3 separate regions of the Homo sapiens genome follow, and all the other regions are linked to region 1. A link is a loop called in an ENCODE intact Hi-C map of the cell type or tissue named here. Cell type or tissue: PC-3. All regions are shown on one strand.

Region 1 (2,500 bases):
CCTGATTGTCCACGGTCAGAAAAACAGCACTGAAGCTGAGAAGTTCTTATGTAACAGTAACTACATTAAAAAGAGAAAGTGCGAGAAACACTTTAAGAAGACTCCAAATTAGTACTGTGTTAAAGAAGAGAGATGGCATATTTAGACTGGAGAAGGAGGAAAGAACAGAGTTGGGAACTGAAGAAATATTTCATGGGGAAGGCTGAATTTGACATGGGGCTTAAAGAATTATTATCTCCATTTATTTTAGCTTTATTTTTAAACAAATAACAACAACAAAACCTTTGGGCACATTTTATTGGAAGCATCATATGAAGAAAATTACCAATTAAAGAGAAATGGTCAATCTGGTAAGTGACCTGAATCCTCGTTGCTAAGTTTGCTCAGAACCCTCTGGGCATTCCTGCCAGCCTGGCTTAGTCTGCTCATGGAGCTGCAACCACAACAGACCATCCTGTTCCTCAACCAGCCCTCCCTTAAAAGGCAAGGCACACACATGCTATGCCCTTGGGTGGATATTTATCCACAGCCAACCTTCCAGGGCACAAGCTTCACAGGCAGTCACCTGCCGCCCAAGGCTGCTCCTCTCCTCATGCAGGATTCTACCCTGGTTACTTTCCTTTGGAGAGGCTCTGACATAACGAGAATCAGGGTTTCCAGAGATGAGACAGATCAGAGACTGATCTGCCCACAGCACTCTGCGGTCTGGGCTCGAGAGCTCAAGCGTTCCAGAATGCAGTGGAACATGTGTGTACTCCACCAAGCAACAGAAATTCAGCCGTCATCTTGTTCCATAGGGCAGCAACATGCAGGGCAGAGGGAGAACCACTCCTGGGTCTTCTAGAAAACCAAGCCAGCCTCAGTCACACTCACAGGGGATCTCAGAATGTTAGACAAAGGAGGCTTCACACACCGGAAGCCCAGGCAGCAGAAGCCAGACACAACCACAGCACACAGAAAGTCAAAGATACTGGGTAGATATAGAGCAGTGCCAGGAGTAGATTTTAGTGTTTGATTTTTGTCGATTATAAGTGTGCATCCTGTTTATCTGCCTAGTGAAATGCATAGAGATAAGTCCCAGCCTGTAGATATAAAGGACGTGTTTCATCTTTTTTCATGCATGAGTGTGTGTATGAATATGCAAACAGAATGAGTGTATTGATGTCTCACAACCAGGTAAAGTTGCATTCCTGTGACTCACTGAAAATGTAAGACATTTCACACTCATGAATAACCAGCCCCCAAACCACAGGACACAAACCATGTCCTTTTACTTGGTTTTCAAATAACCTCATGCATAGTTTTGTGCTTTGAGAGCAGAGGAAAGAAACTTTCTTATTGGAAAAGGAAAAGAAAAACAGAGGACAGGAGAATTCTTCTCCCACCAAGCAGCTCCTTCCTTGAAGATCTTTCCAAAGAGACTGTTCATTTAGTCAACAAAGATCCGTGGAAAATTTAAGAATATGCAGAAACCCTCAATTTACTCACTATCTAGTGGGGGATATGGAAAAGTAACTATAAACTTTAAAAAACAGTTATAACCGTATGGTAAGAGTAGACACAAGTACCTTACAAGCAAGGAGGGCGGTCATCAATTTCACACTTGCAGGATCACAGGTGTCAGAGGTTGTAACCCTCAAGCTAGGCCCCCAAGTGATACAATAGGTAGAAGGCAGTTAAGCTGAAAGGAAAAAGAGTCATTCAAGGCAGACAAGAGAGCATGAAAAGAGAGCAAGATATGTTGTGCAACCTGCCAGCTAGGGTTCACCTGGCTTTATTTTTCTCTATGGTACTTAGTGCCATCTGATATTTTACACAATTCTTTGTTTATTGTCTGTCTCCAACTACAATGTAAGCCCCCTGAGGGCAGGGACTTTGTTTTACTCTCTGCTACATCCCCAGAACGTAGAATAGACTTGGTACAAGGAGGCATTAATAAATACTTGCTGAATGCACAAATGTTAGAGAGGAGTGAGAAATGAGGCTGGACTGCCAGGCAAGGTAGCCCCCGCAGGTCATGAGGGCCTTGTGTGCTGTGCTAATGCGTGTGGATGTTACCTTGGAGATCTAGAATAGTGTTCACAAGCTAGCAGCCCACAAGCTAAACACAGAAGTGTTTTGCTTGACCAATAACAGGTTTTTCATATTAAGATATTTTGTATAAAAACCCAGGTTGCCGAATTTCCTTTAAAAATTCAGAGGATGCAGTAACAAGGGGCCTGTAGTCTCGTAAGGCAAAGTCGGCTGGTGCTGAGCAGTAAGTGCCCCTTTAATAACACCTGTGTTCTTCAGTCCAGCACAGTCTGCCCCAGTCCCAATTGTCTTGCTTCAGGCCTTCCTTGCTCATAATCATCTGCCAGTTCCATGTAGATAAATGAGTTTGCAACCTCTAGCCTAGGTTCAGAATGTCTAGTTTAAAAATTCCACCAAGATAATGAGTCTCCAAAACACCCCCCTACAATGAGTCATGCCTTCCAGTGTATTTATGCCCTCCCACAGT
Region 2 (2,500 bases), 81 kb before region 1:
AGTTAAACAGGGCTGGACTGCCAAAGAAGAGTCACAGGACCCAAAATGATGATGGTTCACACAAAGGATACACTATTGTAACAGCATTAATATAAGGATATACATCATGGCTAAAGCCTGACTTACAGGAACGGCTCTGGGGAGACCAGGTACAGGCTCCTACTATACCCGCTCTGTGAAGGCTGTGACTGAACACACTTTCTCCAATTACAAATGCATGGAACAACTTGGAACCAGAAAGCCCAAAATGGAATCTCAACTGAGGGTTGTTCTTTTATACACATATTTTGCTGATCAAAAACGCATATTCCTGGCTGGGCACAGTGGCTCACACCTGTAATCCTAGCACTTTGGGAGGCCAAGGCAGGTGGATCACCTGAGGTCAGGGGTTGGAGACCAGCCTGGAAAACGTGGTGAAACCCTGTCTCTACCAAAAATACAAAAATTACTCGGTTCTAGTGGCATGTACCTGTAATTCCAGCTACTCAGGAGGCTAAATCAGGAGAATCGTTGCATCCCAGGAGGCAGAGGCTGCAGTGAGCTGAGATAGTGCCACTGCACTCCAGCCTGGGTGACAGAATGAGACTCCATCTCAAAACAAAACAAACAAACAAACAAAAAACCCCACATATTCCTGCTATGCAACCAACCCAATAGCAGAGCCCTCCAGAAAGCTCACTAACATCAAGTGCAAATCAACAATCTTACTCTCACAAGCCAGTACAAACTGCCTCACACTCCTCAGAGCAACACTAGTATTCAGTAACCAGGGTAGTGCCATGCGGGAACTTTAGCAAAATGCCTCAGGCTAATTCCAGGCCTGCTGGAATTAACCCTGAGGACACATCTTCCTCCATTGTATTTACCACCTAGAGAGCAAAGAAGTCCTGCAGTCTTTTGAAACTAAAACAATTCTGCATTCTATCCTTTCCATTATTGAAGTGTTTGTACTTGTAAAATAATCTATCCTGTTCCTACAGTGATAGGAATGCCATAGAAAGTATTATTTCAAAGTCTTTGGAGGTTTAGTACATCATCAACATTTTTACATTAATACAGAGCACTCAGGTGTTTGGACACATGGTTGCACCTGAGGATCCTGCCAATAACAGCCGCTATTCTATAGGAGCTAGGGAGCTGTCTTGTCAATCTCATCTACCAGCTCAATAACCCCTGCTCTCCAATTTATGTTCCCCTCAGATTTTCACACTCATCTTAATCAGTTCATCTCAGCTTGTTAAGGTAAAAAGCACTGTTGTATTACAAAATTCCAGTCCCCAAAACCTGGTTTTGCTGACTAAGCTGCCAACTGGCAGAAGAATTCAAGCACTCATTATCAGGACACGTTTCTTCCAAGCTCCCCCAGCATTGAGCCTCACTGCTGATGCTCCACAGTTGGGATAGGGCAGGATCTCAACTTCAGGACTCTGTTCGGCTTTAAGGATCATACACTTCTTTAAAGACTGATGCCACCATCAAGCTTAAGTAATACCTACAATTGCCACTAGGTAGAACCAGTGAGCCAAAGGTATGTGCAGGGATTTAAAAAAAAAAAACAAACAAAAACAAAACAAAAATCCAGAAAAGAAAGAGAGAAGAAAAGGAGGGATATCGATTGAATATTTACTAATATTGGTTGAATATTTACTTATTTTTCATTTAGCCCTATATGTGATGATCATCAGCCTGGTAGGGGAGGGAGACATGTGCCCTCTGATTTCACATCATGATACATCCAAAGGTATCCTCCCAATTTAGCTTTCCAACATCTCAATATCCCTGAAGGGGAAAAATATGAAATCATCAGACAAATGATAGGATGTTGAAAACGAAAGCAGATGAAATAATCAACATACATTTTTTAAATGCAAGTCACTGTTCTATTCGTTCTGCCAGTGTATAAATTTTTGTGCCTCATTTGAACTCTATCATATTCATTTAAGTCAGGCTTGAAAGGTATTATTTATCACTCCTTTCTTTGTACCATAAAGGAGGCTGAAGCTCAGAGTGATTAAGTTCCCTACTATCATAGCACTAGCAGATGCCAAGCAAGTCCAGATATGCCTGACTTCAAAGTCTTTTCTTCAAGTTAAACCGCAAACATCTCCCCAAATGACCGACTTTATGTAAGGCTTTCCAGGGAGCCAAGAAAAAAAAAAGCCACTTTATTTCTGGAGACGTGCCTCAGCTCATATTTCATTCAAACTTCTCTTTTGACAGACAGGAATTGAGCGACTTGGCCAAGGCCACACAGCAATTCAGACACAGCACCAAGGCTAGAATCCAGTTCTCCAGATGTGGTAAAGAGGAGAGGCAGGAATTACAGATGAAAGAAGAAAAGGTGAGGTGGCACTTCTAGGCTGAAACAGTGGTTCCACATTCACACCAGCATAATAATCACTGGTTATCTTTTTCTAGTTCTTCCAAGGGTCAGGCACTTTGCTAAGCGCTTCACAACCACCCTACTATTGTTGGATGCCTGATAGCATCATTTTTCTCT
Region 3 (2,500 bases), 52 kb before region 1:
TAGAAGTGAAATTGATAGGAAGCCTACTGCATTCCTACTTAAATTATACAAACAGAAAACTTCTAGGTCAAAAAGACAAAAGACTAATTTGAATTATAAAAACAGAGAATCACAGCCCCTCAATCAATTTCCAGACTTGAGTCAGTTTACAGACCCAGAACCCCTTGAATGAATGGGAGCCCAGGTCCCCTTGAGAAAGGACCCCACTACATTACCAGAAATTTATGCAGTGAATTTTTCTCCCATCCGTCCCCAAAGAGACCTCCAGCCTTTTACCAGGGTAACTGTGCATTGGGGAAAGGGAAATGGTCAGACATTTCAGGGACTACTAGACACTGTCTTTGAGCTGACATTGGTTCCAGGGGACCCAAAACGTCATTGTGGTCCTCCAGTTAAGGGTAGGGGCTTATGGAGGTCAGGTAATTAATGGAGTTTTAGCTCAGGTCCAACTTACAGTGATTTCAATGGGTCCCCAGACACATCCTGTGGTCATTTCCCAAGTGCCAGAATGCATAGTTGGCATAGACATACTTAGCAGCTGGTAGAACCCCCACATTGGCTCCCTGACTGGTAGGGCGAGGGCTACCATGGTGGAAAAGGCCAAATGGAAGCCATTAGAGCTGCCTCTACCTAGAAAAACAGTAAATCAAAAACAGTGTCGCATCCCTGGAGGGACTGTGGAGATTAGTGCCACCATCAAGGACTTGAAAGATGCAGGGGTTGTGATTCCCACCACATTCTCATTCAACTCTCCCATTTGAGCTGTGCAGAAGACAGATGGATCTTGCGGAATGACAGTGGATTATCATAAGCTTAACCAAGTGGTGACTCCAATTGCAGCTGCTGTACCAGAGGTGGTTTCATTGCTTGAGCAAACTAACACATCTCCTGGTACCTGGTACACCATCATTGACTTGGTAAATGTCTTTTTCTCCATTCCTGTCCATAAGGCCCACCAGAAGCAATTTGCCTTCAGCTGGCAAGGCCAGCAATATGCCTTTGCTGTCCTACCTCAGGGTGTATCAACTCTCTGGCTTTGGGTTATAATCCAAGAGACCTTGATCACTTTTTGCTTCCACAAGATATCACACTGGTCCATTACATTGATGACATTATGCTGATTGGATCCAGTAAGCAAGAAGTAGCAAACACACTGGACTTATTAGTGAGACATTTGCATGCCAGAGGATGGGAAATAAATCTGACTAAAATCCAGGGAACTTCTACCTCAGTAAAATTTCTAGGGGTCCAGTGGTGTGGGGCCTGTTGAGATATTCTTTCTAAGGTAAAAGATAAATTGCTGAATTTGGCCCCTCCTACAACCAAGAAACAGGCACAATGCCTAGTGGGCCTATTGGGATTTTGGAGGCAACACATTCCTCATTTGGGTGTGTTACTCCAGCCTATTTATCGAGTGACTCAAAAGTCTCTCAGTTTTGAGTGGGGTCCAGAACAGGAGAAAGCTCTGCAATAGGTACAGGCTGCTGTGCAAGCTGCTCTGCCACTTAGGCCATATGACCCAGCAGATCCAATGGTGCTTGAGGTTTCAGTGGCAGATAGGGATGCTGTTTGGAACCTCTGGCAGGCTTCCATAGGTGAATCACAGTGGAGGCCTCTAGGATTTTGGAGCAAGTCCCTGCCATCTTCTGCAGATAACTACTCTCCTTTTGAGAGGCAGCTCTTGGTCTGTTACTGGGCTTTGGTGGATACTGAACGTTTAGCTATGGGTCATCAAGTCATCATGGTGACCTGAACTGCCTATCATGAACTGGAGACTTTCTGACCCATCTAGCCATAAAGTGGGTCATGCACAGCAGCATTCCATCATCAGATGGAAGTGCTATATACATGATCGTGTTTGAGCAGATCCTGAAGGCGCAAGTAAGTTACATGAGGAAGTGGTTCAAATGCCCATGTTCTCCACTCCTGCCACCTGCCTTCTCTCCCCCAGCCTGTGCCAATGGCCTCATGGGGAGTTCCCTATGATCAATTGACAGAGGAAGAGAAGACTACGGCCTGTTTCACATATGGTTCTGCACGATACGCAGGCACCACCTGAAAGTGGACAGCTGCAGCACTACAACCCCTTTCCAGGACATTCCTGAAGGACAGCGGTAAAGGAAAATCTTCCCAGTGGACAGAACTTCGAGCAGTGCACCTGGTTGTGCACTTTGCATGGAAGGAGAAATAGCCAGATGTGTGATTATATACTGATTCATGGACTGTAGCCAATAGTTTAGCTGGATATTCAGGGACTTGGAAGAAGCATGATTGGAAAATTGGTGACAAAGAAATTTGGGGAAGAGGTATGTGGATGGACCTCTCTGAGTGGTCAAAAACCGTAAAGATATTTGTATCCCATGTGAGTGCTCACCTTAGCAGAGGTGACCTTAGCAGAGGAGGAGTTTAATAATCAAGTGGATAGGACATCCCATTCTGTGGACACCACTTAGCCTCTTTCCCTAGCCACCCCGGTCATCGCCAAATGGGCCCATGTACA

The links. Peaks named below come from ENCODE experiments on the same cell type or tissue, not always from the same donor. Only the 100,000 strongest peaks of a DNase experiment are listed, where the experiment ranks them.
Region 2: it touches region 1 in a loop (4-fold over the local background); 11 of 110 quality-filtered maps call a loop at or near these places.
Region 3: it touches region 1 in a loop (4-fold over the local background); 9 of 110 quality-filtered maps call a loop at or near these places.

The regions. Positions count from the first base shown.
Region 1 is chr1:172,637,707-172,640,206 of GRCh38, reverse strand. No RefSeq gene overlaps it. Among named protein-coding and RNA genes, the nearest start is that of FASLG, 20 kb to the left of the region's middle. RefSeq lists an enhancer at 471-1,670. In PC-3, no CTCF peak of the experiment used is centred here; DNase peaks (open chromatin) are centred at 496, 1,196 and 2,496; H3K4me3 peaks cover 1,846 bases; H3K27ac peaks cover 2,500 bases.
Region 2 is chr1:172,718,825-172,721,324 of GRCh38, reverse strand. No RefSeq gene overlaps it. Among named protein-coding and RNA genes, the nearest start is that of FASLG, 61 kb to the right of the region's middle. In PC-3, CTCF peaks have their summits at 1,304 and 1,508 (motif pointing right); a DNase peak (open chromatin) is centred at 1,494.
Region 3 is chr1:172,690,073-172,692,572 of GRCh38, reverse strand. No RefSeq gene overlaps it. Among named protein-coding and RNA genes, the nearest start is that of FASLG, 32 kb to the right of the region's middle. In PC-3, no CTCF peak of the experiment used is centred here; a DNase peak (open chromatin) is centred at 1,452; H3K27ac peaks cover 403 bases.